Linked DNA regions of Homo sapiens: region 1 is linked to region 2. A link is a contact called in ENCODE Hi-C or POLR2A ChIA-PET data. All regions are on one chromosome and are shown on one strand. Each heading gives the region's core, a stretch centred on a gene start or an enhancer-like site at or near the end of the contact. The rest is flanking DNA. Distances are from core to core; before and after follow the strand shown. Region 1 overlaps ULK4 (unc-51 like kinase 4). Region 2 has its middle 24 kb from the start of EIF1B.

Region 1 (2,700 bases), core at 61-2,560, 1.4 Mb before region 2:
ATAATGACTGATAGAATTTTATAATAGAGATCACTGGTACAGAGGAGCTTGATTAGGGTGCAATGGTATTTATTTTAATACCATTAAATATATATTATATATGTCATAAAATATGTAGCATATAGTAGTATATATAAATATATAACGTATATGTATAAATTCTGTGGAAGATTCTGGAAGGGCAGAACATTGGTGAGCAAATTATCCAACTCCACAGCAGCAAAAAGGTACTCATTGTCTATTGTCTCAATGATTCAGTCTCTATTTTAATAAGGTGACCCCGTACCAGTGAGCAAAGCCATGCCCACTCAAAGGTTTAGAACATGTTTGCTGTCATATACTGTGTCAGATTGTGTCGTCGTGGTTTTCTCACTATGAATTAGAAGTGATTTAATGGGCCGGCGCGGTGGCTCACGCCTGTAATCCCAGCACTTTGGGAGGCCGAGGCGGGCAGATCACGAGGTCAGGAGATCGAGACGATCCTGGCTAACACGGTGAAACTCCGTCTCTACTAAAAATACAAAAAATTAGCCGGGGGCGGTGGTGGGCGCCTGTAGTCCCAGCCACTTGGGAGGCTGAGGCAGGAGAATGGCGTGAACCCAGGAGGCAGAGCTTGCAGTGAGCTGAGATCGCACTACTGCACTCCAGCCTGGGTGAAAGAGCGAGACTCAGTCTCAAAAAAAAAAAAAAAAAAAAAAAAAAGAAGTGATTTGATGAAGATAATTTTTAGGGCTTTGTCCTTTTTTGTTGTTGTTCTTTATTGTCTTGCTGCATTGTTGCTGTTTGGTGTTGGGTTGTCATTAAAGCGTACAATTTTAATTTGATTTCTCAAAATGCAGATTGAGGTTCATCATGTATCAGACTGCACTCTCCAAACATCCTGTAACATGATTAATCAATAAGTGTAGTATTAACTCATTCTTTGTGTTGGTGTGTTAACGGGTTTGAAATTTCTCAGGTCCTAAGACAATTTAGCCACTACTTTAGATAAAAATCAATGGATGTTAAAGGAAATAAATAAATAGATAATACTGTTTAAAATGGATATTTGGAAGAGAGAATTTCCCATCTTTGGGGGAGGTATTGTTAGTGGTGGCAAATCCGTATGGGTCTGCCACAGTTTCAGTTCTTGCCTCCTCAGAAGAAAGAATTTGACTCGGGGGCATAGGCAGACTCAAGGCAAGTTTTAGAGCAGGAGTGAAAGTTTATTTAAAAGTTTTATAGCAGGAACAAAAGGAAGTAAAGTACAGTTGGAAGAGGGCCAAGTGGGCAACTTGAGAGACTCAAGTTTGTGGTTTGACCTTGGACTTGGGGCTTTATATGTTGGCATGCTTCCAGGGTCTGCATCTCTTTCCCCCTGATGCTTCCCTTGGGGTGGGTTGTTCGTATGTGCAGGGGCCTCCAGAACTTGGCAGGGGCTGCATGTGCACTGTGTTTACTGGAGTTATACACATGCTCACTTGAGGCAGTTCTTCCTTTACCACTAGAATGTTCCTAGAAGGTCATATACCAAACTCTGCCATTTTGCCTCTTAGTGCACATGTTGAGCCCAGTCACCTAACTCCTTAGATCTTACGAGGAAGCTTCTGATCACCAGTTTCAGGTGTTTCTATCTAGGGAGACTGCCTTTCCCTAGCACTGACTGTGACCAATAATTTTAGAGAGACAGTTAACAACCGCCTATCACCTGATGTTGCCTGATGTTCCTGGTTGGGGTGGGGTGCCCTCTCCTGCCCTGCTCATGTCTGCCTGACTACCTGCTATAACATTATGAGCTTGGATTATGAGGGAAGTACCCCCCTTTTGCATATAGGTGCTCTGTCCTGGAAAGGTGGTCTGGTTGAAGACAGAAAAGCAGTTACCTGGAAACATATGCCTGGCCTTTCTATAACTATGAGGCCATGGATGGTCTGTATTGAGCTTCTCTTTCTTTTGTAGGTAGGACTGGGGAGTGGCGTAGAACCCTGGATGAAGAAAGGGGATGGGGGTAGCAGAGTAGCTAAAATTTGTCTGCATAAGAAATAAAAATGTATTGGTTGGTGGGAGAGCTAAGAAAAGAGGAAAGGAGGCAGAAACAAAGAGGAGGGCTGCCTAGAAGCCAAAAAGTTAGGCAGCAGAATAGGAGCCCAGAGCTTGTGAAGGAAGAAGGCCTGTGAGAAAAGTTTTTTTTTTCTTTTTTAAAAATTATTATTATTTTTTAATTTTATTATTATTATACTTTAGGGTACATGTGCACAATGTGCAGGTTAGTTACATATGTATACATGTGCCATGCTGGTGTGCTGCACCCATTAACTCGTCATTTAGCATTAGGTATATCTCCTAAAGCTATCCCTCCCCACTCCCCCTACCCCACAACAGTCCCCGGAGTGTGATGTTCCCCTTCCTGTGTCCATGTGTTCTCATTGTTCAGTTCCCACCTATGAGTGAGAATATGCGGTGTTTGGTTTTTTGTTCTTGCGATAGTTTACTGAGAATGATGATTTCCAATTTCATCCATGTCCCTACAAAGGACATGAACTCATCATTTTTTATGGCTGCATAGTATTCCATGGTGTATATGTGCCACATTTTCTTAATCCAGTCTATCATTGTTGGACATTTGGGTTGGTTCCAAGTCTTTGCTATTGTGAATAGTGCCGCAGTAAACATACGTGTGCATGTGTCTTTATAGCAGCATGATTTATAATCCTTTGGGTA
Region 2 (2,700 bases), core at 145-2,644:
TCTCTGCTCTGGAAAGAATCATCTATACTGGCTTTCTCTATTTTCTCACTTCCAATTCTTTTCTCAGCTCTCCACAATATGCTTTCTGGCCTCACTACTCAATTTAAACTGCCCTGGGAAGGGTCAACAGTGGCTGCTGGATTATTAAATCCAGTGGAACCAGAGGTCACAAACTGGGGTCTGTGGGCATGCTCTTGTCCATGGATGGATTTCTCTTGGGCTTCATAGTGCTTTCAAATTTTTGAGTTGATTTCAACATTCAAAAATTGGGAAAGTCCATATAAAAATGCAGAATTCCAGCATCTCTTTAAAAATTGGAAGCTCTAACAATACTGGCCCCACCTTCTTGCATGGAAACAGCCTCTTGAGTAGACTAGTAGCTACCTCCCAAAGAGGATACCTGCTCTCCAGGGCCCCTTAGGCCCCACTTGGGTTTGGCCTTAGATATTTGATCACATTGGCTTTTGGCTTATGGATATTTGAGTTTTAGGCCTTCACGTTTATTAAAGTTAACTTGTGTCATTATCATCAAGGTTAAGACTAAAATTGTGTCTTCGTTAGTGTTCCTCCAAAAGCTGACACTGAGACTAGGATTGGGTGCAAGTAGTTTATCTGAAAAGTGATTCCTAAAAGCTTGGTGAGAGAGAAGGGAAGTGAGTCAGAGAAGAATGAAAGCCAATACAAGGTGAATTAATGAGCTGGAGGCTAGGGCAGTCACCTGGGGCTCCCTCCTGGGGGACCTTCTGAGAGACATTCTGAGAGAAGAAGTGGAACCAATAGTTGAGGAAGCTGGGGTGTTTGTCCACCAGCTCCTGTCCCTCATTGGAACCACTCCTGGAGCATTAACTCCCTGGCACTTCCGGGCAGTCCTGCTGACTTGCCGCACATGCCCACAGCCAGAGAATGGCCTGTCAGAGACATGCAGATGTGTAGGGTAGGAAGCTGTGGGCCTGTGGGAACTGTAGGTGACTGCCAGGTGCACAGTAGGCAGGGCCCTGACAATGTCTACAGAAAGCTGATTTCATCTCATTTCCCCATCATGCCTGGCACGGAGTTAGCACTTCATAAATGTGAGTGGTTGGAAGTTCTTGGTTTTCTTATGCTTCCCCTGATTACTTCTTATCGGAAATGAGATGAAGTTAAATGGGTAATTGTATAATCCTAGTTTGTTTGAGTCTCCCTGTGTAGTTGGGGCGGGGAGGGGAGGGGAGGAATTACTGAAATCATCCATTCTTTGCCTATAGGCAGATCACAGCTTTCCTTGAGAGCACTCTTGTTGGTTCCCTGAGTACAGTGTTGGATTTAATAGTCAGGAAAGTCTATTTTTACTTGGTGATGCCTCTGGGTGTTCTTCTGCAAGGTTCTGGCCTGGGTCCAAGTTGCTGTGGCACTGATTCCCAGCAGCATGTGGCCACAAGGATAAGGCATGAGTGAATTAAAGTTTAATTAAAGGTGAAACTCCAATATGGATGGAGCTGGCTGTCTCCTGCTGGGTAATTAGTGAGGCGAGGGTTTGAAAGGGCAGCACAAAGATCCCCGCTGATGTCAGACGCTCCTCCTAGGTATGTCCTCTTGGGCAGTTTTGTGGAACACCTTTTTTCCTCCCTGGCAGTAGAATAGAAAGATGTTGTAAACTAGTAGTAGAAACAAAGAACACCAATGTGGGTGGCCTGGGGTAGCAAATGCGAGTGGCTTCTCATAGGTTCATCATCAAATCGGTTACCATGACTTGCAGGCTCCTCCTCCTGAGCCCTTCAAGCAGCCATCTGGGAAAGACCAGGTGGAAAGGCGTTCTTGGGGACAGACCTAACTTTCATGGGTGTCAATGAGCGCTTTGTCCCGTGGTCTCCCTATTCTGGTGTACGTGTGAAGTGGAGGAGGGTCAATTTCTCAGCTTCTGTCCCCTTCAGGGGGTGTACTCAGAGCTGCGTGTTAGACTTCCCTGACCATTTTATCCAGAGCAGAACCAGGCTCCAAGGACCCCAGGAAATGGAGTGCGCGGACCTTCACAGTAATATCAGCAGTGCTAACAATAACTATACCGACGAAGTTCAGCAAGCACTCACTGTGCAGAGTGCAAGCTCAGGCAGTCATGCATCATCACACTCACTCATTCACTCCTCCCCGCAACACCGCAGCTCTGCCGGCACTTGCATCTTCCTTTTCACTCTCCAGGCCTAGTGCTCTCACAAGGCCAGCTGAAACAAATCTCTGGCGTGCTCATTGCTCTGCTCTCCTCAGGGTCCCTCATGATCCCTCCTTTCAGACAGCTGCAGCTCCTACCACCAACGGCTGGATTATTTTCTTATTTCCCATCTCAAATTTCTGAAAGCAAGAACATCCCAGTCTGCTGGGACCTGAGACTTATGCAGTTTTAGAGACCCCCTTTAAGAAAGGAATAAAAGCATATGAATGAATGCAATACTAGGCTCAGGGGCAAGGAGGAGGCCTGGACAGGCGAGGCACCAGAAAGTCCCAGTGTGTTTGTTTCAGGGTGAGTCGGCCTCTGCTAGAGTCTAATAATACGTTTTTATTCTGGTGGTTGGGGTGGAGTGGGGTGACAAGCCATGGTACCAAACCCAGTTATTAAAAGCTGGTGCATTTGAGCATGGTCCCTGTCTCTGATGTTCTCCTCTCAACCACGCAAGGAGGCCCGGTCTTCCAGAGTGGACTCAGCCACCTCACCATTTCATGTGTATT

Evidence for each region. A loop is a pair of places that touch in the nucleus more often than their neighbours do. ChIA-PET counts read pairs that join two places held with the same protein, here RNA polymerase II (POLR2A). Pooled maps may share reads with other maps.
Region 1: a map with no recorded cell type shows a loop between it and region 2 (2.7-fold over the local background). The contact joins two enhancer-like sites. A Hi-C loop is called at or near these places in 1 of 168 maps with a recorded cell type or tissue (IMR-90), 2 of 37 single-sample maps with no recorded cell type and 1 of 50 pooled maps. POLR2A ChIA-PET finds 5 or more read pairs at or near these places in 2 of 52 experiments (OCI-LY7 and activated CD4-positive, alpha-beta T cell).

Annotation. Positions count from the first base shown.
Region 1 is chr3:41,689,946-41,692,645 of GRCh38, reverse strand. All of the region lies in intron 27 of ULK4 (unc-51 like kinase 4), which reads left to right. Among named protein-coding and RNA genes, the nearest start is that of ULK4, 270 kb to the left of the region's middle. Within about 2 kb of position 1,310, at least 2 of the 41 ENCODE cell types and tissues checked have a DNase peak (open chromatin) inside an H3K27ac peak, as active enhancers do.
Region 2 is chr3:40,332,290-40,334,989 of GRCh38, reverse strand. No RefSeq gene overlaps it. Among named protein-coding and RNA genes, the nearest start is that of EIF1B, 24 kb to the right of the region's middle. Within about 2 kb of position 1,394, at least 2 of the 41 ENCODE cell types and tissues checked have a DNase peak (open chromatin) inside an H3K27ac peak, as active enhancers do.